Regions from separate parts of the Homo sapiens genome. Here all the other regions are linked to region 1. The links are chromatin loops, found by intact Hi-C in ENCODE. Cell type or tissue: PC-3. All regions are shown on one strand. Region 1 overlaps UVRAG (UV radiation resistance associated). Region 2 overlaps UVRAG (UV radiation resistance associated). Region 3 overlaps UVRAG (UV radiation resistance associated). Region 4 overlaps UVRAG (UV radiation resistance associated). Region 5 overlaps UVRAG (UV radiation resistance associated).

Region 1 (5,000 bases):
ACCACTTAAAGCTAATCATCTTTGAAGGTAAGTTTAATTTATACTTAGACTAAATATTAATACTCTTCTCTTATACATGTCTCAATGTTAACTGTTCAGCAGTGTAAAGTGAATTCACTTATGAGGCAAGGTGAGAAAGTGGAGGCTTTGGTCCATGGAAAGGTGTATTATCTGCTTTGTGCCAGTGTACGTGTTTCATTACATCTGGGTCACTTGGACAGCTCCTAATCCTATTCCATACTCAGCAGCTCAGATGCTTAGGGGCCATCTCATCAAGCATGCCTCTGCTGACTACCTGCAACCCAACCCTGTGCTGATCTCTAGCATGGGTCTTATTATGTGGAGAATGACTCTGCTGACTTGCTGTGCATCCTGATGCCAGTTCAGAGCCAGGTAACTTTACCTAATTCTAGCATCTTGTGCAGTGACTAGTATGTCCTAGTGCTCAATAAACATGGTTGGCTTTCTTGCGATGTCCCCTCTTACAACTGAACTCTCTTATGATTTAACTATATATGAATTAAATGTTATATCAGTTTTTCATTTTCAATGAATTAGAGAAGAAAAGCAACTATTAAAAACTAATTGATCATTTAATCTGATTCAGAAACTACTTTTGGTGATCATCCTTAATAATTGTAAATCATCCAAAAGAGAGGTATAAAAATATGGTAGTTAAAACTATCTGGATTAAAGAGTGACATAAATTTGTTTTATAATGATACCATTACCCAGGACATAAATGTTATTATCCTTAGAAAACTGTCTAGAGAACTATTATGAGATGCTTTTGGAAGTTAAAATAATTTCACATCTACCTAAAAATAATTTTTACTCTTTCCTTCCATTCATTTTTGTCAGGAAACCAAAATATTCCCCCAAATTACCTACTGCAAACTCTCTGGCTTGATATAATTACCCTCATTCTCCCATTCTTTGCTTACCAAAAAATTCAAACATACAAGAATTAAAGAAAAGAACAGAGCTACTTTCATGCAACACCAATAAAATAAAGCTTTATTAAATTCAATGATTACTTCATATCAGAACACAAAGCATCTATGCTGTCCTATGATAAATAATAATGGACTGCAAATAGTCCATGAACTACTGGCACGCTCACTGATGTGTTGGGAGTCCTGTTGAGAAACACTGATTTCACATATATTAATAATGTAACAGTATTGAATGTGGGACATACCCCACTATTAACTAAATATATTATTCCTCTGTCCAGTCCCCCCAGCCCCTGCAAGCATTACACTGGACTCTATTTTTATTTGAGTATACCGAAAACTAGAAAAGCAGTAAGTTCAGGTTGGGGTCACATGTCAGAGTCATCTGGTTTTCTTTCTTATCCCACTGTCCCATTACATTACTGTATTTTAATTTAGTTGGTTACAGAAAGCTGAGATGACAGTAATACTAGAGAAGACTTCCTCATCCAGATAATAACATCAGCACTATAAAAGCACACTTCATTAAAAACAACACACACAACAATATACCTCCAAGTGTCAGTGATGAAATAGCTGCACAATTTCTCTTGACTCATTTTCCACATTTCTCCTCTCTCAGCGGAATGCCTAATCTTCACAAGGTGTTCATTTCCTGTCTCACCCAGCAGCCACCTTCTGCATTTTTATTTTGTTGATCTTTACTGCCTGAATTTCCATGGGGATTCCTTATTTTAAAACATGTTCTTTGCTCACACCCCTGAACATAACCCCATCAGTGCTGATGCCTGTGCCTTGGATTACAACAGCACAGAAGTTAATAGCTTGCCACAGTCCCAAGGGACTCTATGAAATAATGATTGTCCTGGCCAGAGCATCCAGAGTTAAAACAATGGGTCACAGAGTAGAGTGTCAGATTACCTAATAGAATTTGCAAAAACTGAATGTTCCTTTTACTCTCCTAATTCAAGAAATATTTATTGAGTGTCTACAAAATACAAGCCTCTCTGCAAGTCAGGGAAGTCTGACACCAAGTAAGATGCAGTTTCTACCCTGAAAATATTTCAGACAAGGATAAATAACTCAAATACACTACCTGCATCATTGAGTTGGGCTGTTATTAAATTAAAGTACATATAAAGAACTTCATTTCTGTGATACTATATAGAGAGAATAGTTCACAGGAATCCAAAAGAATTACAGTTTACCAAACTATGGGAAATCAAGAAAGAGCTTACGATGAAAGTTTTGATAATAAGGGAGGGCTTCATGTACAAGCACAGTTTTGATGCTAGAGATGGCTAGGGAGGGCATTCCAGACAAATAGAATAGCATGGACAATGAGTATCAAGGTAGGAAATACTGTGATGTGTTTGGAAAACAACCAATTGTTCAGTCTGACTGAAGCATAGGTTACGAACTGGGAAGGAACCTGGGGATATGACTAAAAAAGTAAATAGTGGGCCAGGGTGAGAACTATTTAGTTTGAAAATGCTCTGCATTCCTTGTAAGAATAAGGGCTTCAGCATTCACTAACCCGTATCTTCCAAGGCACACATGCTTACGTGACTACTTAGCAGACTGTAGACAGTTAACTCTCGGCCTATTTGAAGTACAGACATACACTGGATATATTGTGGGTTTGGTCCCAAACCACTGCAGAAAAGTTAGTATCTTGGCCGGGTGTTGTGGCTCACAGCTGTAATCCCAGCATTTTGGGAGGGTGAGAGAGAAGTATCGCTTGATGCCAGGAGTTTGAGATCAGCCTGGTCAACATAGCGGCACCCTTTCTCTACAAATAAAAATAAAAATAAATAAAGTGAGTATCTCAATAAAGAGTGACTCATACAGTTTTTTTTTTGTTTCCCAGTATATATGAAAATAGCATTATGTTTTAAAAATATCTTTGAACATGTGTTCATGGAAAAAATTAAAGAAAATACAAAATATATAGTTTAAAACAACGTACGTATCTTAGTTTAAAAACATATTATTGCTAAAAAATGCTAATGATCATCTGAGCCTTCAGAGAGTCATAATGTTTTTGCTGGTGGAGGGTCTTGCCTACTTGGCAATAGCTATTGACTAATCAGGGTGGTGGTTGCTGAAGGTTGGAGTGGCTGTGACAATTTCTTAAAATAAGACAATGAAGTTTTTGGCATCAATTGACTTTGCCTTTCATGTAGCATGCAATGCTGTTTGATAGCATTTACCCACAGTAGAACTTCTTTTACAATTGGAGTCAATCCTTCCTCTCAAACCCTGCCACTTCCTTGTCAACTAAGTTTATGTAACATTCTAAATCCTTTTTTTACATCATCTTCACTAGAATTAGGTTCCATCTCAAGGAACCACTTTCTTTGCTCATCCATAAGATGCAACTCCTCATTGTTAAACTTTTATCATGAAATAGTTATTTCTTCCACTGAAGTCTTGAACCCTTCAAAATCATCCATGAGGGTTGGAATCAACTTCTTCCAAACTTCTGTTAATGCTGATATTTTTATCTCCTCCCATGAATCATGAATATTCTGAATCGCATTTAGAATGGTGAATACTGTCCAGAAAGTTTTCCATTGATTTTGCCCAGATCCATCAGAGGAATCACTATGTATGGCAGCTACAGTCTTATGAAATGTGATGAAATGTGTTTCTTAAATAAGAAGACTTAAAAGTCATCCATGGGTTGCGGAATGGATACTATGTTAGCAGGCATGAAGACAACTTCCATTCAGCACTTGTGGGTAACCAGGTGTGTTTTCAATGAACAGTAATATTTTGAAAGGAATATTTTTTTCTGAGCCGTAGGTCTCAACAGGGGCCTTAAAATATTCAATAAACCATGTTGTAAACAGATGTGCTGTCATATAGGATTTGATGTTACATTTATAGAACACAGAGTATAGTTAGCATCATTCTTAAGGGCCCCAGGATTTTCAGAATGGTCACTGAGCATTAGCTTAAAGTTAGCAGCTGTATTAGCCCCTAATAAAAGAGTCAGCTTTTCCTTTGAATCTTTGCAGTCAGGCATTGACTTCTCCTTTCCAGCTATCGAAGTCCTAGATGGCATTTTCTTCCAACAGAAGGCTATTTTTGTCTACCTTGAAAATCTGTTGTTTAGTGTAGCCACCTGCATCAATACTCTTAGCTAGATCTTCTGGATAACTTGCTGCAGCTTCTCTATCAGCACTTCCTGCTTCACCTTGTACTTCTGTGTTCTAGGGATGGCTTCTTTCCTTAAACCTCATTAACCAACCTCTGTAGCTTCCAACTTTTCTCCTGCAGCTTCCTCATTTCTCTCAGATTTCAAGTAACTGAAGAAAGTTAGGTCGTTGCTCTGGATTAGGCTTTGGCTTATGGGAATGTTGCGGCTGGTTTGACTTTTTTATCCAGACCACTAAAACTCTATCCATATCAGCAATAAGTCTTTTCACTTTCTTATCATTTGTATGTTCACTGGAGTAGCACTTTTAATTTCTTTCAAGGACTTTTCCTTTGAATTTACAACTTGGCTCTTTCACACAAGAGGCCTAGCTTTCAGCCCATCTCAGCTTTTCACATTCTTTCCTCATTAAGCTCAATCATTCCTAGCTTTTAATTTAAAATGAGATATTGGAACTCTTCCTTTCACTTGAACACTTAGAGGCCATTATAGGGCTATATTAATTGGTCTAGTTTCAATAATGTTGTGTCTCAGGGACTATGGAGGTTTGAGGAGAGGGAGAGAGATGGGGGAAGAGCTGGTCAGTGGAGCAGTCAGAACACACACAACATTGATTAAGTCTGCCATCTTATATTGGTGTGGTTTGTATTGTCCCAAAATAATTACAACAATAACATGAAAGATCATTGATTATAGGTCACCACAATAGATATAATAATAATGAAAAGCTTGAAATATTGTGAAAGTTAATAAAATGTGACAGAGACACAAAGTGAGCACATGCTGTTGGAAAAATACCACTGACAGACTTGCTTGATGCAAGGTTACCACAAACCTTCAATTTGTAAAAAATGCAGTCTCTATGAAGCACAATAATGTAA
Region 2 (5,000 bases), 61 kb after region 1:
TGTCTTTACCAAAAATACAAAAAAACATCTAGCCGGGCATGGTGGTGTACACCTGTAATCCCAGCTACTTGGGAGGCTGAGGGAGGAAAATCGCTTGAACCTGGGAGGTAGAGGTTTCAGTGAACCAGGATCGTGCTACAGCACTCCAGCCTGAGTGAAAGAGCGAGACTCTATCTCCAAAAAAAAAAAGAAAATGAACAACTCAATTTAAAAATGCAACAAAGAACTGAACAGGTATCTCATCAAAGAAGATATATAGATGGCAAGCATATGAAAAGATGTTTAACATCGTAAGTCATTAGGGCATTGCAAGTTAAAACAACAATGTGATACGACTACATACCCATTAGAATAAAATCCAAAACTCTCACACCACCAAATGCTGGCAAAGATATGGAACAACACGAACTGTCATTCATTGAAGGTGGGGATGCAAAATGGTACAGCCACTTTGGCAGAGTCTGGCAGTTTCTCACAAAGCTAAAATAGTCTTACTATACAATCTAGCAATCATACTCTTATATATTAACCTGGATACTGAAAACTTACGTTTACACAAAAACCTACACACAAATGTCTACAACAACTTTATTCATAATTGCCAAAACTTGGAAGCAACCAAGATATACTTCAATAGGTCAACAGATAAACTGTGGTATATATACAATGGAGTACTATTCAGTGATGAAACAAAATGAGCTATCAACCCATCAAAAGAGAAATTGTACATGCATATTGCTAAATGAAAGAAGCCAGTCTGAAAAAGCTACATACTGTGTGATTCCTACTATATGAAATCATGGAAAAGGTAAAATTATAGAGACAGTAAAAAGATCAGTTGCCAGAGGAGGGAGAAAAGGATGAACACGTGGAGGATAGGATATTTTTAGGGCAATGCAACTATTCTGTTTGATGCTGTAATGATGGATACATAATACATTTGTCAAAACTCATAGAACTGTATAACATAAAGAGTAAACCCTAATGTAAACTATGTACTTCAGTTAATAATAATGTATTAATATTAATTAATCAATATAACAATTGTACCACACGAGTACAAGATGTTTTAACAGAAGAAATTGGGGATGGGGTGGGTTATATGGGAACTCTGTACTTTCTGCCTAATTTTTTTTTTTTTTTTTTTTGAGATGGAGTCTCGCTCTGTTGCCCAGGCTGGAGTGCAGTGGCACAATCTCAGCTCACTGCAAGCTCTGCCTCCCGGGTTCACACCATTCTCCTGCCTCAGCCTCACAAGTAACTGGGACTACAGGCGCCCGCGACCACGCCCGGCTAATTTTTTTGTATTTTTAGTAGAGACAGGGTTTCACCATGTTAGCCAGGATGGTCTTGATCTCCCAACCTCATGATCCGCCTGCCTCGGCCTCCCAAAGTGCTGGGATTACAGGCATGAGCCATCATGCCCGGCCCTTTCTGCCTAATTTTTCTATGAATCTAAAACTACCTTGAAAAAGAAAGTTTACTTTTTAAGTTACATTAAAAATCAATTTTACTGAATACACATTTAATAAAATGAAATTCCTGACCCATTCTACCAGCCAGAGATACAATTAAACTTGTTGTTTGTTAACTTACGTTTCCATATAAATACTACATCAAACCATTGCTTAAACTTTACTCAGCCTCTTTTTTTCTCCAAAAGCCTTGCCTGAATTTACCTCCAGATACAAATCTGAAATTCTGTCCCCAAAATGAATATGTCTGTGCCTGCATATGTGTGCACACACATAATTACTGCACTATGAATGTGTCTTCTCTCCTAGTCTTTATCAGTGTCACTAATACACTTTTCATCATTTTTTATGACATAAATCTTAAGCAAACAGCAATTTGGTTATAGCTAGTAAATTTTTATCTCCTTCCTAAGGTATAAAGTAAACAATTAAAATTGTAACTACAAAACTCATCCATTAAATAAATAGGTTACCAGGATCCAGGATAAGCTGATAGAAAACTTTAAAAGGAAAAGGTTAGTATCTTGATTTGACTCACAATGAGGAAGCGTGGGAACTCAGTGAGATGCATCATGGTATGGCCTCGTTGAAGCAACGGGCATGGACAACGATTTTTGGCAATGTATTAAAAGTACTTACAGCATCATTTCTCACCCAAGATGCTTTCTTACTCATCCCTGACACACTGATTCTAAACAGATGGTATGATCATCTGTTAAAGACATTCAAGCTGAGAAAACAGCAGAAAAACTTATTTCCAATCATTATTATATTTAGCTTGAAAGGTCTATGAAATATGCCTTTCATAGAATATTCCTAAACAATTTTCCTGAACAAACCAAACATCAATAAAGGCCCTACTGCATGCTTCTAGATGAATGAGAAATGGTCTCTACTTTCTATGAATTTAGGTCTACTGGAGATAAAAGCCATTTTGCCCTGCCACCCCACTGTAAAAACAGAAACCAAAAGTCCACAAGGTTCTAAGACGCAGAAGCAACCCAGTGTCTATCAATAAATGAATGGATAAGCAAAATATGGTATATACATACAATGCAGTATTATTCAGCTTTAATCAGGAAGGAAATTTCTGCAATATGCTACACCATGGATGAAGCTTGAGGACATTACACTAAGTGAAACAGCCAGCCATAAAAAGGTATACACTGCATGATTTCACTTATATGAGTTACTCAGAGTACAGTCAAAGTCACGGAGACAAAAAGTAGAATGGTAGTTGCCAGGGGCTGGGAGTAGAGGGAGGCGAGGAGTTAGTGTTTAATGCGTACAGTTTCAGTTTAAAAGACTTCTGGAGATGGATGGTGATAATGGTTGCATGACATTCTGAAGGTATTTAATACCACTGGGCTGTACATTTAAAAATGAAATGAGATCATAAATCTTATATGTATTTTACCACAAAAATAATTGGAAAAAAAGTCAATGAGGCTGTTTATTATGAAAGAAAAAGGAACGAAGAAACAATCTGAGTTTTCTTTAGCAATGCAATAGTATAATCAAGAAGCCTAAGGTGTTCTTACATCACTGAGGAAAAAGATAGGTAAAATCTTTAGGAAGCAATCTTTTCCCACAAAGAGTGAGGTGTTCAACTTTCTTAACTTGAATTTTTCCACAAAATATGTAAATTGAATTCTACCTGGGCAGAGAAAGAAAATACAGAAAAAGAAAAGCAAATATTCAGAGAACACAGGGATATGCCTGGCTAGGAGGATAACCTGCTCTATTCCAGGGTACATACTGAGATATGTTTTCTAGATTTAAAGAACTAAGGTTACAAGTTAATCTAAATACTACATTAATATGGGAAGGCATATGTATAGTGTTTGTGTTATGGTCCATGTTCAGAAACTGGCTCATTTACAGAAATATATCAAGTCATTCAAAACCAGAATTGTTGGCTCCAATTTCTGATGAGTAAACAAACCCATGTGGGATCTAGTTCTACTTCCTTTCTAATGCATCAAAGATGAACTGCTCAAAGATCTTAATGTTCCATAATCTTCTAATGAGTTTCAGTGTTCTATTTATCTGTTTACTCCAAGTGTAATGTCACATATATTTCGCCAATAGATTACATTTAATTAGATTTTAGTGTTTTTATACAACACTATATGTGAACTGAAAATCACAGATACACACATTCCTATTTATGAGTCTCTGCCAAAAAAATGGGAAATGTTAAACATTCATTTCAGAAAGATGACTAACGTATAAATAACATATTATAGGTTGAATATGCCAAATCCTAAAATCTGAAGTCCAAAATGCTACAAAATCTGAAACTTTCTGAGCACCAATATGATGCTCAAGGAAAATGCTCATTGGAGTGTTTTGGATTTTGGATTTTTGATTTGAGATGTTCAACCAGTAATGGAACAAGTGTCTTCACATTGATCATATTGGAGCTAAAGCTTTTTGCCTTAGGTCAAAAGTTCCTCAAGCATGTTCCTGGGAATTGTGAGGGTTCCTGACATCTTTACAGAGTCTTGTAAGATAAAACATATTCGCATATTACTAAGCTGTATGCCTCTTTTCCACTCTCATTTTCTCATAAGTGTATGATGGAGTTTACCAGAGTCTGCGAGACTTACGATATTGCAACAGATTCACTGCAGAAGCAGATGTGAAAATCCAGGTGTCTTTTATTAGGCTAGACATTAGCTTAATAGCAGTTAAATTCACAAAATATTTAAGCAATGTAATGCTAATTAAACCTTTTGTTCAGAAAAATATGCTTATTTTTCATAAAAATGTATTACTGAATTCTTTGAGATTTTTAAGGGTACAAAGAGGTCTTGAGACCAATAACTTTGAGAATTGACAGCTTAGGGTATATTTTATCTTCACCTGTAGTAATTCTTCCCCCCAAATTGAAAATAAATAACAATCAGAAAAAAGGTTTTAAAATTGTGGCAGCTGTCCCAAAAGTTAACACATCTGCTTTTAAATGTCATTTACAGGTTGTTTCTACTGGACCTACACCTAGTCAACCACTAAGAAAAGGAAAAGATTTCCGCAGAAAATATTTCCTATCCATTAATTTCACAGACTTAGCAGTAACAGGCTTAGAACCCGGATTTAGCCAGGAGGATACAGCAAAAATATATAATAATAAAATGTACAGGAGCTCTGCTTCTGGTGTAAAAGAATAAGTATGCAACAAACTGGTCCTCTCATAGAAGATATAGACTATGGATAACAAATATAGACTATGGATAAAATACAAAAATTGCTACTTGAGGGTTCTTGAGACTGATCAATGGCAGGCATATTTTGGAGGTGAGTCAGAACTTGGCATAAACAACCAATAAAATGAAATTCCCCTTTTCTGTGGCTTTTCCCTGAGGGTGGCTGCAAACTCCAACAGAAAGTCAACTTCCTTTCTGACCAGAGGAACCAGGGAAAAATGGTCAGGCAATCAAGTATACCAGAATAGAGGAAGGCAGAGAATGGGCACCCCAAATTCTGTTTAAATTCAACCTAAGTCTCTGACTGAATCCTATA
Region 3 (5,000 bases), 100 kb after region 1:
TTACAGGCGTGAGCCACCATGTCCCAGCCATCAATATTTGATTCAATTAATCACTCTCTTAGAAATATTTAATTTACTTTGACCTCTGGGACACCTCTTTGTCCTAGATTTTCCACAACCTCATTAGCCGTCCTTCTCCTCTGTTCTATCATCCTCTTCTTAAATGTTGGAATGCCTTGAGCAAAATCTGGAAGGTAGAAGGGATAGACGCCATTCTTCCTGCAGCAGTGACAAGCTCTTTCAGGAGTGAGGTTTTGCAGTAGACAGTTTCCTTATTTAGGTGTCTGGTAAGTGTGGGATGGCTATTTCACCAGCAGCAGTTTTCTGATTGCTGGATCACAGCTGTGGTGGGTTGACCCCGAAGCCCAGTCTATTCTCCACACCAAAGGCATTTTTTTTTTCTTTTTAGAGATGGGGTCTCAGCTTTGTTGGCCAGACTAGAGTGTAGTGGCACAATGAGAGCTCACTACAGCCTCAAATTCCTGGGCTCAAGGGATCCTCCAGCCTCATCCTCCCAAGTAGCTGGGACTACAGGCATGTGCCACCAAGCCTGGCTAATCAGAGGTATTTTTTTAAAAACTAGAAATCAGATCACATCACTCCCTTGCTCAAAGCCCTCCAACAACTTCTTATCATGCTTGGAAAAAAAATAAAACTCTACATGATTCTGGCCTTGCCAACTTTGCTCACTATGCCCAAACTAGACTGACCACCTAGCTATTCTTGTAACAAACCAAACTCATTCCTACCTGCTATCTCTTCTCTCTGGAATGTTCTTTCTCCAAATGCCCATCCAACTTTGCTGTCTAATTTTTTTCAAGTCTTTGTTCAAATATTTTCTTCTCAGTGAGGTCTTCCCTGATCATCCTACCATCCTCAGTATCTACCAACCTCTATTCTCCTCCTACTACTTTATTTTTCTTCATAGAACTTACCACTAGCAACAAATTTATAACTAATTTATCTACTTCTGAATTTCCTATTAAAATGTACGCTCCATGAAGATAGGACTTTTTCTTTCTTTTTCAGTATATAACAAGAGCCTAGAACATAACAACACTCAATAAACATAGCTATCATTATATTCTACTCTCAGGAATAACAACAACCTATATACTTTTTCACTTCCAAATTACATCCCTGGCCAGGTGCAGTGGCTCACACCTGTAATCCCAGCACTTTGGGAGGCCAAGGCAGACGGATCACCAGGTCAGAAGTTAAGACAGCAGTCTGGCCAACATCGCAAAACTCCAGCTCTACTAAAAATATAAAAATTAGACGGGCGTAGTGGCACACACCTGCAGTCCCAGCTACTCGGGAGGCTGAGGCAGGAGAATTGCTTGAACCTGGGAGGCGGAGGTTGCAGTGACCCGAGATTGCGCCACTGCACTGCAGCCTGGGCAACAGAGCGAGACTTCATCTCAAAAAAAAAAAAAAAAATGCCTTTGCCATAATGCAACCTTAGGCAAATCAATTCCCCTTTCTGGATCTCATGAGTAAAACAGCGGTAACAATGACTAGCAGCAATCCATACACTTGCTTTAAGGATTAAATGAGATAAAGCATGTGAAAAACTTAACTGGCAGATAGTACATATCCAATAAATGTGTCTTTTACTCTTATTACCCTAAAATTGTTTGCCAAATTAACTACATAACTGTTTAAAGACGGCAACTATATCCCCAAAGTCCTCTCTTCTCTAGGATATTTATATTCTCTAAATATCCTCTATTCCCAACTAGTCTTTACATGACTGCTTTAAAATCATTTATCTTCCTGGCCATCTCCCCGGCTCTTTCCCATCAAAGTAAACTGGGACCCAAATTAAACAGAATACTCCAAATATGATCTAATGAACACAAAGTCCAGGAAGACTATTACTTCTCTTGATCTGGACAATATATTTTAATTAATGCAATATAAGATCATCTTAGCTCCTTTTTTAATGCTGCTGAGTCAATTTCTTGGCTTACACTGAATTTTTCATGAGTTTAAATCTCCAGATGTTCTCCCCATAAACTGTTTAAAGTCAGTTTTCCTCCCATGTTCAAATTTAACTCTGTCATTAGAATCAAAGAATCTCGGGAACAGAAAAATCAGTGCTACTGTGGAAAAGTCATTTTCCTCTATGACATTAGTTTACTTCTTGCAGAGTCTGAATTTAAGGAACAGAAGCCTAAGAACAGTCAGGGATGCCAACTAAGAAAGAATCATTGGGTCCAATCACTTCACACTTGACATATTGGGAGAAAAGAAGTAAAAAGACCTATGTGGTCATAGAGTCAGAGACACTCCTCAATAGTAAACCATTAAGACCTCCTCCACGGGGAGGCACAAGGTGAGGAGTATATTAAGCACACTCTGGAGGGCTCCAGGAAAGCCTATTAGGAAAGTCTCCATTGTGTGGGTGCCACAAGACTCTAAGTAATTCCTGGCTCATTTTATGTTGGTGTATCATCAAAAAAAAAAAACTTTTACTGGGAAGACTAAGGGTGCTATAAGGAAGTCTCAACAAGAGAAAAGAATGTCACGGGGAATTCCTCCACATGAGATGGAGAAATATAATGGAAAGGCCTTTACCACTAAACTCAGACTCTGCATGACTTACTAGCTGAACACCTGGGAACCACACTACTCAACTTTTGCAAGCTTCAGTCTGAGCTTGTAATAGTATTGGAATTGCAATAGTAGTGTGGCTATTGTGAACACAATAAAAAGATGTATGCTAACTTTTAGCATTTAACTGAAATGCTATTTTACTTAATAGCATTAATGTATTTAAGTGAAAATTTTTAATATTCAAATCTTATTTTCCTTCTCCACCCCCTGTGTAGGCCCTTTGTAGAAAAGGAACGGATTCTGACTCATTCTTAGAACACAACATATTTAGAAATTATTATTAGTTTCTCAACGAATGAAAGACCCTTTGTTTGCTGTATCTGTTATCTGTCCTACTAGAATATAAATCCCTAAGGTAATAATCTGGCTTCTCATTTTAACAGAGTATTTCCAGTCATAAAGAATCAACTGTAGGAATAAGGTTATTACAAAGTCCACTCTCAATAGATAAACATGCTGAGTCTCAGATTCTCTTCCAAGGTGAAACATCCACTTTTAGAACAAAAGTTACTCCAAGGGCCAGTTGATATCCTGATAAACTTAATGTATTAATTCTCCTAAAATCATCAATAAGTTTTCTTAATAAAACGGCATGTAAAAATCAAGTTATGGGTGGGGTAGGTTTTAATGGTAACTGGTTATTTTTATTGGCAGAGACATCAGGGTGAAATCACTAAACCTTGGAATGCTGCCTTGGAACATGCCTGGCACCAGCGGGAATGTAGAAGTTACAAGGCAGCTATGAGAGATGTGACAGTGAAGCCTTAATTCGCAGTGACATCTCAAACAAAGCAGTCTTAGTCCAGTAACTCTGTGAATTCAAGCCAAAATTAAAGGACAGGGGCAGAGACAGAGAACATCTCTTGGGCAGAAGACTACATATACTTAACTGCCCTCAAAGAATGCTTTACTTCTTTACGCTGATTTTATTCTTCCTATTTTATTCTTCATTCACCTTTTCAACATTTGAAAGCTGACTTTTGCTCTAAGCCAAAAGTTCTGAACATGTTTTGGGAAGGGCTCATTTAACTTACCCATTACATTTCCATTCTCTATTAAACATTCAGTAAACTAGAGAAAATGAACTTAGTAGCATAATTGCCTATAAGAGGTCCTAGTTAAAGACTATGAGATCTATCAGTAAGTCCTGACTACTGGTTTACTCATTTAGTAAACTGCAGTTAATTTAAAAACAATGCTTTCAGGCCAGGCACGGTGGCTCCCGCCTGTAATCCCAGCACTTTGGGAGGCCGAGGCGGGTGGATCACGAGGTCAGGAGATCAAGACCATCCTGGCTAACACGGTGAAACCCCTTCTCTACTAAAAATACAAAAAAAAATAGCTGGGCATGGTGGTGGGCGCCTGTAAGTCCCAGCTACTTGGGAGGCTGAGGCAGGAGAATGGCATGAACCTGGGAGACAGAGCTTGCAGTGAGCCAAGATCATGCCACTGCACTCTAGCCTGGGTGACAGAGCGAGACTCCGTCACAAAAAAAAACAAAAACAAAAAAAAACACAATGCTTTCAACATGAATTTTTCATTAGCATGCACTGTATCCAAAATGAAATATTAAATTATTTTATATATAAAATATACTATAACTGTGGCAAAACATATCCAAGGTTAGTACTAATCATCTTTGGAAAGGTAATTAAAAATCTACCATTTAAAAAATTCCTCAAAAAATCTACCTGGTTCAGTTATTATCCAACAGGATTATATTTCACCCATTTCTTCATTCATTCATTTAACAAATATTTGCTGAGCATTCGCTCTGAGCCAGCTTGGTGCTATATGCTAGGAACAACATTGTAAACTGAGATATAAATTCCCTGAACGTATATAGTCCACATTCTCCATTCTCATTCTGAGAAACACTTTAAGGCAAAAGTATCTGAAATATTTTGTTTTAGTTTACATGAAAAAAGTTATTACAATTTCAACATCAGAGAGCATCCTGTCCAAGAAGAGGTCATAATGTAACAACATTTCTAACTACAACATTAGAGTAGTTTCTGGTCTTAATTAGAAAATGTGCTGTAAATTATTGAAATTATTAAAAGAATTATAAAATAAAACTATGTGCATTATTTCAGCAATAATGTTGGAAATCTAGAGGAAATAGGTGGTTTCCTACCAAAAAACAAATTCCAAAATAAACCAAGGAGAAGCAGGAAAAAATGGACAGAGCGATGAGTACTAAAGGGATTGAAAGAAGATTTACCCTTATAAAATGCACCTGAACTGGATGATTTACTAGCTAAGTCCTAACCTTCAAAGAACTAAAAACTTTCAAAATTATTTAATCTGTTTCAGATGGTAATGATGATAATGATAGCTGACACATACAATTCAGGCACTGTACTAAGCAGTTCACATTA
Region 4 (5,000 bases), 130 kb after region 1:
AGAAATATTTAAAAATAAAATAAATAAAAGCTCTATACTTACCTAGTATAATACTGTTAGTACACAATCACACCAGCTCAAATAGTTCAGAAATAAAATTTTACCCTGGATTTAATCTGGGTTCAGATCTCTAGATGCTTTATAATAAAGCAAGCAGCTATTATAAACAGTCCCTGAGGATTTTCCCAGTCTTTCTTTGTTCTATTTTGTAAGGCAGGGGAAAGGAAAACCAAACAGAATATGCATAGGAATGGACTTTTTAAATGATTTTTTTTCCAACTTTTCCTTGATAATGTACTAAAAGACCTGGGCAGAAATACACCATATCCAGCTCTTTGTTATTAAAATATTGGCTTTACTTGGGACAGTTAATCCCTACTTCTGAATGATGTTCTGCTTGCGTACTGTTTGGGACGTGCTTTGGAAACAAGTTAGTATCCATTAGTATGACTAGCAAGAGGAAATAACCACCTATTTAATTTCTCAGTTCTACAAAGTTAACTACATGGAAATCTCTTAACTTCTCTGGGTTTCAGCATCTTCATCCTGAAAATGAAAATACTACTACTTGCCCCCCTAAGACGCTATAAGTTAAAGGAGATGTCGCTAACAGTATATAATCACAGTGAAATTAAATGATGGAAGAAACCTCAAACAAAAATTAAATGATGAAAATCTTCTATCACATCACCTCTTCACAGGTGACGTAGTATAACGAAGAAAGTGCACGTCTATAAAGAGGGAGAGATGTGTTCTGATCCAGGTTCTGCCACAACTCATCCTAACATCTTGGCCATTCATTTTTATTCCATAAGTACTTACTATATACCTATTAGATGCCTGCTACTGAGCCTGGTATTACAAAGTTAAAATACAGTTTGTACCTTCTAGAAAGAGAGAGAGATAGACAATTCAAAAAACTACAATAAACTCAAGAGCTACTAACAGAGGTATGTCAAAAGGGCTTCAGGAGCAAAGAGAAAGGGGCAATTCATTGTACAGAAATGATTAAGTCACGGAATGAAAGGAAGTCACTTTGCCCCTCTGTGACTCAATTTCTTTTAAGCAAATAATGATAAATTGGCCCTACCTTCCTCTAAGGTTGTTATAAGGCTGGAATAAATGAATTACAGACAAAACTCTAAAGATTAAAGAGCTATGGGCCAGGCGCAGTGGCTCACGCCTGTAATCCCAGCACTTTGGGAGGCCGAGGCGGGTGGATCACGAGGTCAGGAGTTCAAGACCAGCCTGGACAAGATGCTGAAACCCCATCTCTACTAAAAACACAAAAAAATTAGCCGGGCGTGGTGGCAGGCCCCTGTAATCCCAGCCACTCGGGAGGCTGAGAGAGAGAATTGCTTGAACCCAGGAGGCGGAGCTTGCAGTGAGCCGAGATCGCGCCACTGCACTCCAGCCTGGGTGACAGAACGAGACTTGTCCAAAAAAAAAAAAAAAAAATTAAAGAGCTATGAAGGTAAGTATATAGATATATAGAGATAAATAAATTATAGCAGCTGGTAGCTCATGCCTGTAATCCCAGCACTTTGGGAAGCCGAGGTGGGCAGATCACTTGAGGTCAGGAGTTCGAGACCAGCCTGGACAACATGGTGAAACCCCATCTCTACTAAAAATACAAAAATTAGCTGGGTGTGGTGGCGGATGCCTATAATCCCAGCTACTCGGGAGGCTGAAGCAGGTAACCGATTGAACCTGGGAGGCAGAGGTTGCAGTGAGCCGAGATCATGCCACTGCACTCCAGCCTGGGTGACAGAATGAGATGCCATCTCAAAAATAATAATAATAAATAAAATAAATTATAGCTATGTCTAAGTTATCATCTGTAGCATAGAGCTAACTTGCCATGTCAAGTTCAATAAATCATGAGCCCCCTGAACGTCAGTTTTTCCATCTACAAAATAAGAGTGTTGGGCTAGATAACTAATATTCCCTGCGGTGTTATCCAGCTAATTAGGATTTTCTTACTTTTGAGATGAGGAACCTAAAACTGAGAGAAGTTAAGTGATTTGCTAAGCAACACAGTACCAGAACAAATTGAAAAATATAAAATAAGGAGTTTTCATTTGTTCAGGCTTTCAAAACAGATCCTGAAACTTTTTATACCTAAATCTTCAATCTCAGCCTATGTACTCGAGACGATCAAGTTATATGGTTATTTTTGTGAAATTCATCACCAAATTGCTATTTCAATATCTTGGGTTTCTTTCATCCACAAAGATTTGCTCCTTTTGACTTGGATTCTATGCCTGCTCTAATTTTTTCCATTAAAGTGAGAAAGTATTGCCATCTACTGGACTCTAAAGATATTACCGCTGTAGCTTCTAGTCAGAAAAATGAAATTCTTACTTGTATCTCTATGTATCTATATACTTACCTTCACAGCTCTTTAATCTTTAGAGATTTGTCTATAAGTAATTTCACTCCAGCCTTATAACAACTGGTCTAATGCTTTTGCACCTTATCAATAGCACAAAAGTTGGAGTAATTATGCCAATATGAGTTACATAAAAATAAATACCAAAAGTTGAGGCTGGAGGTAACCCAGGGTGGAACAAATATCATCTACTCAAGATTTTTATTCTCAATGATTGCTGTGATAGCCCTAAACACAGCAAGCATTCACCTTCATTCACTAACAAAGTTTTACTGAGAGCCTACTACATACCAGGCACTGTGCTAGAGATATAGTGTTAATACAATGGTAAGCATTAGAGATGTAATTCCTCTTATCATAGGATTTAGAGCCTAGTGAGTAGAAGTTTCCATTTACTGGAGTAATAGTTGTCAGGAGTGCCTATAATTAAACTTATATCAATCTGACTCCAATATCCATATTCCTAACGACTAGGACTGTGCATTCATAAAAAGCAGCTGTCAGCAGTCCCACAAAAGACGAGTGGTCACCAAAATGAAATAAAGGCAAAGATAATCTTACCTGTATACATTAAAGGCAAAATCCTGAATAGGGATCTGAAAGATTTCCAGCTTACTGACTCAACAGCTTTTTATTTATCATCCTCCCCTAATCACCATCATAGCGGTTAAACCCACCTAGAAAACCCCTGTAGAAATCTCTAAAGGTCACCCAGCCTTATTCACCAACCTCCACACCAACTTCAAGGTATAACAAAGCTCCTCTTTGCTTCCCAATAGTCACCAAACATTAAAACCTCTTCCTGAAGTGCTCTTCAAATTATTTAAGGTTCTGCTATAACTTACCTGCATTATCTGCAAGATGCAAACAAATGACACCAAAAACAATTTTTCAAACTAAACTCATTTGTAAACTGCATGTCTTCTGGAATATATACTGTCTTATCTCCTCAACAAAGAAAATAAATTTTGAATCCATGTCTTATACTTTTGTATCCCACAGTACCTAGTTTAATAATAGGCTTGTAGTAGGCGCTTGACATTTTTTGCCAGGAAAAAAAATCATGAATCACTTTTACAACTAAGACAAAAATTTGCATCATCACTTATTCAACTTCTCTTTTGTCTGAATTGCTATTAAATACTTAAGATTGCAGTATCTGGCCAGGTGTGGTGGCTCACGCCTGTAATCCCAACACTTCGGGAGGCCAAGGTAGGAGGATCATTTGAGCCCAGAAGTTCAAGACCATCCTGGGCAACACAGTGAGACCTCATCTCTATTTTTTTTTCCTTTAAAAAAAAAAAAACAGAGTGCCACATTTGTATGCCAAATAAAGACCATTTTGCTACATACGCTTAACCAGAATATATCACTCCCTAACAATGCCAGAAGAGGTTACTGAACAAAGGATTAAAATCCAGTATTTATTTTAATGAAAAATTTTTCAGTGTATTAGGTAGTGTCCAACACACTCCTGGAAGTGAAAATGAACTACTTAGCCATTGTATTCTATAGTTAAGAGATTTTGGTTCCTAAAAACTCAACAGAAAGATGTAAAGCCTTTGGGAGAAGCAGATAAACAAAGAGGGAAAAGTTATGAACAGATAAGTAATTTCAGCTTTTAGATCCATAGTGCCTGAAGACATATTAAGATAATGTAGACAGAGGGAGTATTAACATCAACAAAATCATCAGCAATAATAATAAAACTGTTTCTGGTCACAGCTAATGTAAAAAAGAAGAATGCCAAAGAACTGGTCAACAAAAATTTTAGGCATTATTGAAAGCTGCTTTAAAATGTGCTCTGTCATTGCTTCCTAAGGGTAACTTTTCCTCTTCTGTATAAAACACTCATTCTTAAAATTTAATCCTGTTCTCAAAGCCTTGTTGCTTCAGCATTTTTAAAGTTTTAAACGAAATACTTCAAAACTATATGATATCCATTTATAATTATTGTGATTACAAATATATTTGGACATAATGCTACCCCCACACTACATGTTTCTTTTTATCTTTTGTTTCCTTTTCTGTTACCTACCAAGTTGACAAAGCTTTCTATACTTTATTCCCTTTTTTCCTCTGCTAATTAGAAATCTATAATCTCTGCTTTCCATCTTTTTTTTTTTTTTTTTTTTGGTAGAGACGGGAGTCTCACTTTGTTGCCCAGGCTGGTCTCAAACTCCTGGCTTCAAGCGATCCTCCCACCTCAGCTTCCCAAAGTGCTAGGATTATACAGTCTGGGCAGGGTGCCTCAGCCTGTAATCCCCACACTTTGGGAGGCTGAGGAGGACGGATCACTTGGGATCAGGGGTTTGAGACCAAAGTGCTGGGATTACAGGTGTGAGCCAACACACTCAGCCCTCTGATTTTAGCCTTTACTAGGTATCCTTAAATTTTTAACATGTACACTTGACCAAAATTTTTTCTAGCAAATTCTAAAGTTGGTTACTATCTCTATCCTCCTCCCAAACAAATCAGTGATCTCAATGAGTCTTAACCCTTTGAACACCCACTCTCATTATTGTTGTCTAGGGCAATGCTTTTCACTCTCTGTGGGGAAAGACCAGTTGGCTGGAGTTTTTTTTTTCTTCATTCCATTGTGAACTGA
Region 5 (5,000 bases), 53 kb before region 1:
TTCATGATTAAGCGAGGGCATCCATGGTTCAAAAATATGTCTTATATAGTTCCATTAACAGGCCCGAATTTTAAATTACAAATATGTAAGCAGAAGGTGAATTACCCGTGTTACTTATTTAAAGCAGGTTGTTTTCCCTTCAGTTAGTCAGCTATCTGCTTACTGAGGGAATGGAACTTTGCATACTATGGAACTGGGAGGGAAAGTGGATTTTGGTGGTGCACCAACTTCAGGGCTCATGGCTTTAACAGAGTAGAATGAGGGCACTGGGTGTCAGCAGGCATGGGGTGTCTGACATGTAGAAAGAGCTCCAGAAATACAAGCTGATAGATGAGTTGTGAAAAACACACATGGAAAAGGACGTGGAAATATGACAATGACAAACCTGCTTACCTTGATCACAAGACCTAATGCTGAAAAATGCTAAATGTGCCTTCCACTGACATAAGTAATGTGATTTGCCAATGCCCAGCTTAGAGTGGTTTCCCCTGTAGCAGACAAGCAGATGTATATATAATAAAGTCCCTGCAAGGTGAAAAAGAAAATCTGATTTTTAAAAGGATATTATATTCTGCTTTTTATATTTGCCTAAACTCCAAGGCTAAAGTGCCAGTATGTAACAAAGAAGCTAGTGAGAGAATATAAATAAATGCCCTGCTTCCTTCATCCAGAATGTCTTGATACAAAAGAAAAATTTGCATCTGAACTAAGTAGTGTGTTTGGTGACACAATTGATTCACATTTGGTACAATTTCCTTATCTTACTGCAGACTGACAACAAGCTCTATGGACTACAGACTGCCTGCTGGCCTGTGGATCACACTTTGACGAGCACTGACACAGACAATCCCAGCACAATTTATACTTTAATTGTTAAAAAAAGTTATCAGTTCTGAGAAAGCAATAACAGCAAAAAGCCAGAGCCAAACAAAGGGGACCACATTGCCATGATGTTGCTATAGTTCCTGAACACAGTAATTTATGGATTCCTCAAATGATAAATCACATTAGTAACTTTGCCAAATGTCTCAAAAGGATATAATAAATGAAGAAATATCTGTTGAACAAACTATTCTGGTTAAGGCAATGTGGTGGGGGATTCATCAGAACAATTAGATTTTTTTTTTTTTTTTTTTTTTTTTTGAGACAGGGTCTCGCTCTGTCCCCCAGGCTGGAGTGCAATGGTGCAATCTCGGCTCACTGCAACCTCTGCCTCCCAGGTTCAAGCAATTCTCACGCCTCAGCCTCTTGAGTAGCTGGGATTACAGGCACCCGCCACCATGCCTGGCTAATTTTTGGGGGGCATTTTTAGTAGAAATGGGGTTTCACATTGGCCAGGCTGGTCTCCAACTCCTGACCCCAAGTGATCTGCCTTCCTCAGCCTCCCAAAGTGCTGGGATTACAGGCATGAGCCACTGCGACTGGCCAGAACAATTAGATTTTATACACATGTGAACTATTTGTCACATAAAGCAACTTCTTCTGTTTCCCTCCACCACCACCCAGAGCCTAGTATAGTATATTCAATTAATACTTTTTGGCTGGTATATCCAAAACGTCCACAAAACACTATATATATTCTGAGTTTCAGACTAAAATGAGAAAAATAAGATAACTTATAAAGATAAAATACAGGAAAACTCGGATCATACATTTTATTGGAAAAAGTATATAAAATATATTAACAACTTTAAAAATAAATGATAGTATGTATATTTTAATGGCTATGTTCTAGGCAGGGAAAGAGAATAAAAATGACAACATGATAATAAATGTCTTTGCTTTTCACATCTTCCATTTCTTAACAAAATAAAAGATCTTAGACCATTAATAAAAGCGGTACATTCTCTTGGACTCTTAAATTCAGATATTAATACCGCCTTTATAGAAATAAATAAGAAAGCACTGATGGAAGATGTAAAGTGCATTAGCGTTCATGTTATCTCTCCTGGTATGAATTTAATGGGTATCTTAATAAGGAGATATAAACTAATGTCACTGATTAGGAAATATATCCACTCACATCATTTAGTAGCCTCCACTGGGGCTTGATGATGATGTCTGAGTGGAATTACTATAAAGCAAATGATGAATTAGTGTCAGGAGCTAAGGGACACATAAATGTGCCTCAGAGATGAAGCACTTACATTCTACATTGAAAGTTACAGGTCAACTCAAAAGACAGTGCGGTCAGTCCTAAGGCAGCACTAACCAACCTGGCTAAGCCCACTGCTTAGAACTTGCTAAAGCTAAGTTATTTTGATAGCTGGGCCACAGGCTTCCTTGGTTATAATAACCTGAAAGTAACATTTACGTGTTTTAAGTCTCTTTTGATCTCCTGAATAACATGAAGTGATGTTTATCAGATTTTAAGACACAGGCACATTCCGTTCAGATGATTTCATTCTCAGGGGACCTTGTCATTATGAAGGCTTATTAAAAGAAGGCAAAGGTTCACAAGCCTTTCAGAAGAATCTTAAGTGACATTATGAACTAAATCTAAAAAAAAATTTTTTGGCTTGGTTATACAAAGTAATTTCCTCTTCCCGGTTAGCTTAGTGGTCATAGTTCAGCAAACTTTGTATAGAGTGACCACCACAATTAGTGTATTAAAAATGTAGACATTGTTTCTCTCACTTTCTCTTCTAATTAGGCTTTATTTCAACACTCAGTGCAGGGGCTTGACCTATAAGTGGCAAATGCCCCAATACCCAAAAGCTCGTTTACTATTAGGCATTTGGGAAATCTTACATACTTCCAGGTACATTTGAAAGAAAAAACAGCCAAAACTCAGTCTATTCTTTTGTTTAGGGCTTATTTTAATAGTATACATCCCTAAAATGGTCACAAATCTTGTTTGTAATTTATCTTTTTATAACATGAAGGAGAAAAAAAAATACCAAAAATGGTCCATGCAGATGTTTCAATTATTTTTTAAAAATTCCTCATCCACCAAAATATTCTATACCTGTTTCCTCACCTGTAAAATGAGGATAATAACAAAAACCTGAAAGGTTATTGTGAAGACTAGGAATAAAGAATAAGACACTCTTTGCATATAGGTATCAATAAAAGCAGATATTCTTTTTTGTTTTAGTTTAAACTTTTAGATTCAGGGGGTACACATGCAGATTTGTTACAAGGATATATTGTGTGATCAAAAGCAGATACTCTTTTTTTGAGACACGGTCTCTGTCACCCAGGCTGGAGTGCAGTGGTGCAATCTCAGCTCACTGTGGCCTTGACCTCCTGGGAATCAATCCTCCCACCTCAGCCTCCTAAGTAATTGGGACTAGAGGTGTGAATCACCACACCCAGCTAGGATTTTTTTGCATTTTTAGTAGAGATGAGGTTTCATCATGTTGCTCAGGTTGGTCTTGAACTCCTGGGCTCAAGTGATCCATCTGCCTCGGTCTCCCAAAGTGCTAGGATTACAAGCATGAGCCACCATACCTGGCCCAAAGTAGATATTCTTATGTGTAAAGCTAAGACAATGCTTAAGCGCTCTAGCTGAAAATTCTTTTTCTTCTGATATATGATGCTGAAATACGAAGTCCTTGCCATCCTTTGTAATGGCAATTATTTTTCAAGAGATGACAAGAATTTGATGAAATAGTGTTATACAGTTTAAAAAATTGTTACCTATGTTTTTTTTTTTTTTTTTTTTGGGACGGAGTCTCGCTCTGTTGCCCAGGCTGGAGTGCAGTGGTGCCATCTCCGCTCACTGCAAGCTCCGCCTCCCGGGTTCATGCCATTCTCCTGCCTCAGCCTCCCGAGTAGCTGGGATTACAGGCGCCCGACACCACGCCTGGCTAATTTTTTGTATTTTTAGTAGAGACAGGGTTTCACCGTGTTAGCCAGGATGGTCTCGATCTCCTGACCTCGTGATCTGCCCGCCTCGGCCTCCCAAAGTGCTGGGATTACAGGCGTGAGCCACCGTGCCTAGCCACCTATGATTTTTTAATGGCAAGATATAATATGCATATAGAAAAATAAATGAAACACACATACACATTGTTTAAAGGATCAGGATTATAAAGCAAACCCCTGTGTTACCACCACTCGGTCAAGAAATACAATGCTGCTGGTGCCCCAGAAGCCTTCCACAAGCCCCTTTCTCATTATAACCCCTTCTCACTTCCAGAGGTAGTTAGTCACTACCCTTGTTTTTTTGTATAGTTTTCATTCCTAAATAATATCGTTTAATCTTGCTTGGTTTTGAACTATACATAAATAGAGGATGATTGTGGATTTTTTTTTTTTTTTTTGCTTTGGTTCTTTTACTCTACATCATGCTGGTGAAATTCGTCCCTATCATTGCTATGGTTTCATGGCTGCACAGTATTTGATTACATAAATATACCTTAATTAATGATGAACATATTGTCGATATATTTTAAGTTGTTTCTAATCTTCAGCTATTATGAATAGTGGTGCTATAAACATTCTCATATACAAATCTTCAATTTCACTGCATAATGTCAAATTATTTTTTTAAATGATCAATCTACCCTCCCATCACCTCTAATTTAAGAGTAACCGGTTTATTATTGTTTTTTTTTAAAATCATACATGTGCTCAAAACTAGACTGGGAGAAATTGTAGAATATTACTGTTAGAAGGAAATGAAAAGATTATTTACTTCAAGTTTCTTATTTTAGAAGGAGCCAAGGCTTAGAAAAATTAGAGACTAACTTGGCCAGGTGCGGTCGGTCACTCACACCTGTAATCCCAGCACTTTGGGAGGCAGAGGCGGGCAGATCATTGGAGGTCAGGAGTTCAGAACCAGCCTGGCCAACATGGTGAAACTCTGTCTCTACTAAAAATATAAAAACTAGTTGGGCGTGGTGGCAGGTGCCTGTAATCTCAGCTACTCGGGAGGCTGAGGTAGGAGAATGGCCTGAACCCAGGAGGTGGAGGTTGCAGTGAGTCAAGATTGCGCCATTGTACTCCAGCCTGGGCAACAGAGCGAGACCATCTCAAAAAAAAAAAGAGAGAGA

Evidence for each region. A loop is a pair of places that touch in the nucleus more often than their neighbours do. Peaks named below come from ENCODE experiments on the same cell type or tissue, not always from the same donor. Only the 100,000 strongest peaks of a DNase experiment are listed, where the experiment ranks them.
Region 2: it touches region 1 in a loop (8-fold over the local background); 2 of 110 quality-filtered maps call a loop at or near these places.
Region 3: it touches region 1 in a loop (5-fold over the local background); 4 of 110 quality-filtered maps call a loop at or near these places.
Region 4: it touches region 1 in a loop (11-fold over the local background); 2 of 110 quality-filtered maps call a loop at or near these places.
Region 5: a loop joins it to region 1, with 1.9 times the contacts of the local background. A loop is called at or near these places in 8 of 110 quality-filtered maps.

Annotation. Positions count from the first base shown.
Region 1 is chr11:76,027,966-76,032,965 of GRCh38, reverse strand. All of the region lies in intron 12 of UVRAG (UV radiation resistance associated), which reads right to left. Among named protein-coding and RNA genes, the nearest start is that of WNT11, 180 kb to the left of the region's middle. RefSeq lists a silencer at 134-334. In PC-3, no CTCF peak of the experiment used is centred here; DNase peaks (open chromatin) are centred at 1,625 and 2,455; H3K4me3 peaks cover 2,198 bases; H3K27ac peaks cover 4,291 bases.
Region 2 is chr11:75,966,881-75,971,880 of GRCh38, reverse strand. The region is part of intron 7 of UVRAG (UV radiation resistance associated); the gene reads right to left. Among named protein-coding and RNA genes, the nearest start is that of UVRAG, 150 kb to the right of the region's middle. In PC-3, no CTCF peak of the experiment used is centred here; DNase peaks (open chromatin) are centred at 2,060, 3,400 and 4,830; H3K4me3 peaks cover 1,177 bases; H3K27ac peaks cover 4,437 bases.
Region 3 is chr11:75,923,511-75,928,510 of GRCh38, reverse strand. All of the region lies in intron 6 of UVRAG (UV radiation resistance associated), which reads right to left. Among named protein-coding and RNA genes, the nearest start is that of UVRAG, 110 kb to the right of the region's middle. In PC-3, no CTCF peak of the experiment used is centred here; no DNase peak of the experiment used is centred here; H3K27ac peaks cover 1,724 bases.
Region 4 is chr11:75,894,330-75,899,329 of GRCh38, reverse strand. All of the region lies in intron 5 of UVRAG (UV radiation resistance associated), which reads right to left. Among named protein-coding and RNA genes, the nearest start is that of UVRAG, 82 kb to the right of the region's middle. In PC-3, a CTCF peak has its summit at 2,313 (motif pointing left); a DNase peak (open chromatin) is centred at 2,289.
Region 5 is chr11:76,081,207-76,086,206 of GRCh38, reverse strand. The region is part of intron 13 of UVRAG (UV radiation resistance associated); the gene reads right to left. Among named protein-coding and RNA genes, the nearest start is that of WNT11, 120 kb to the left of the region's middle. In PC-3, no CTCF peak of the experiment used is centred here; a DNase peak (open chromatin) is centred at 2,396; H3K27ac peaks cover 838 bases.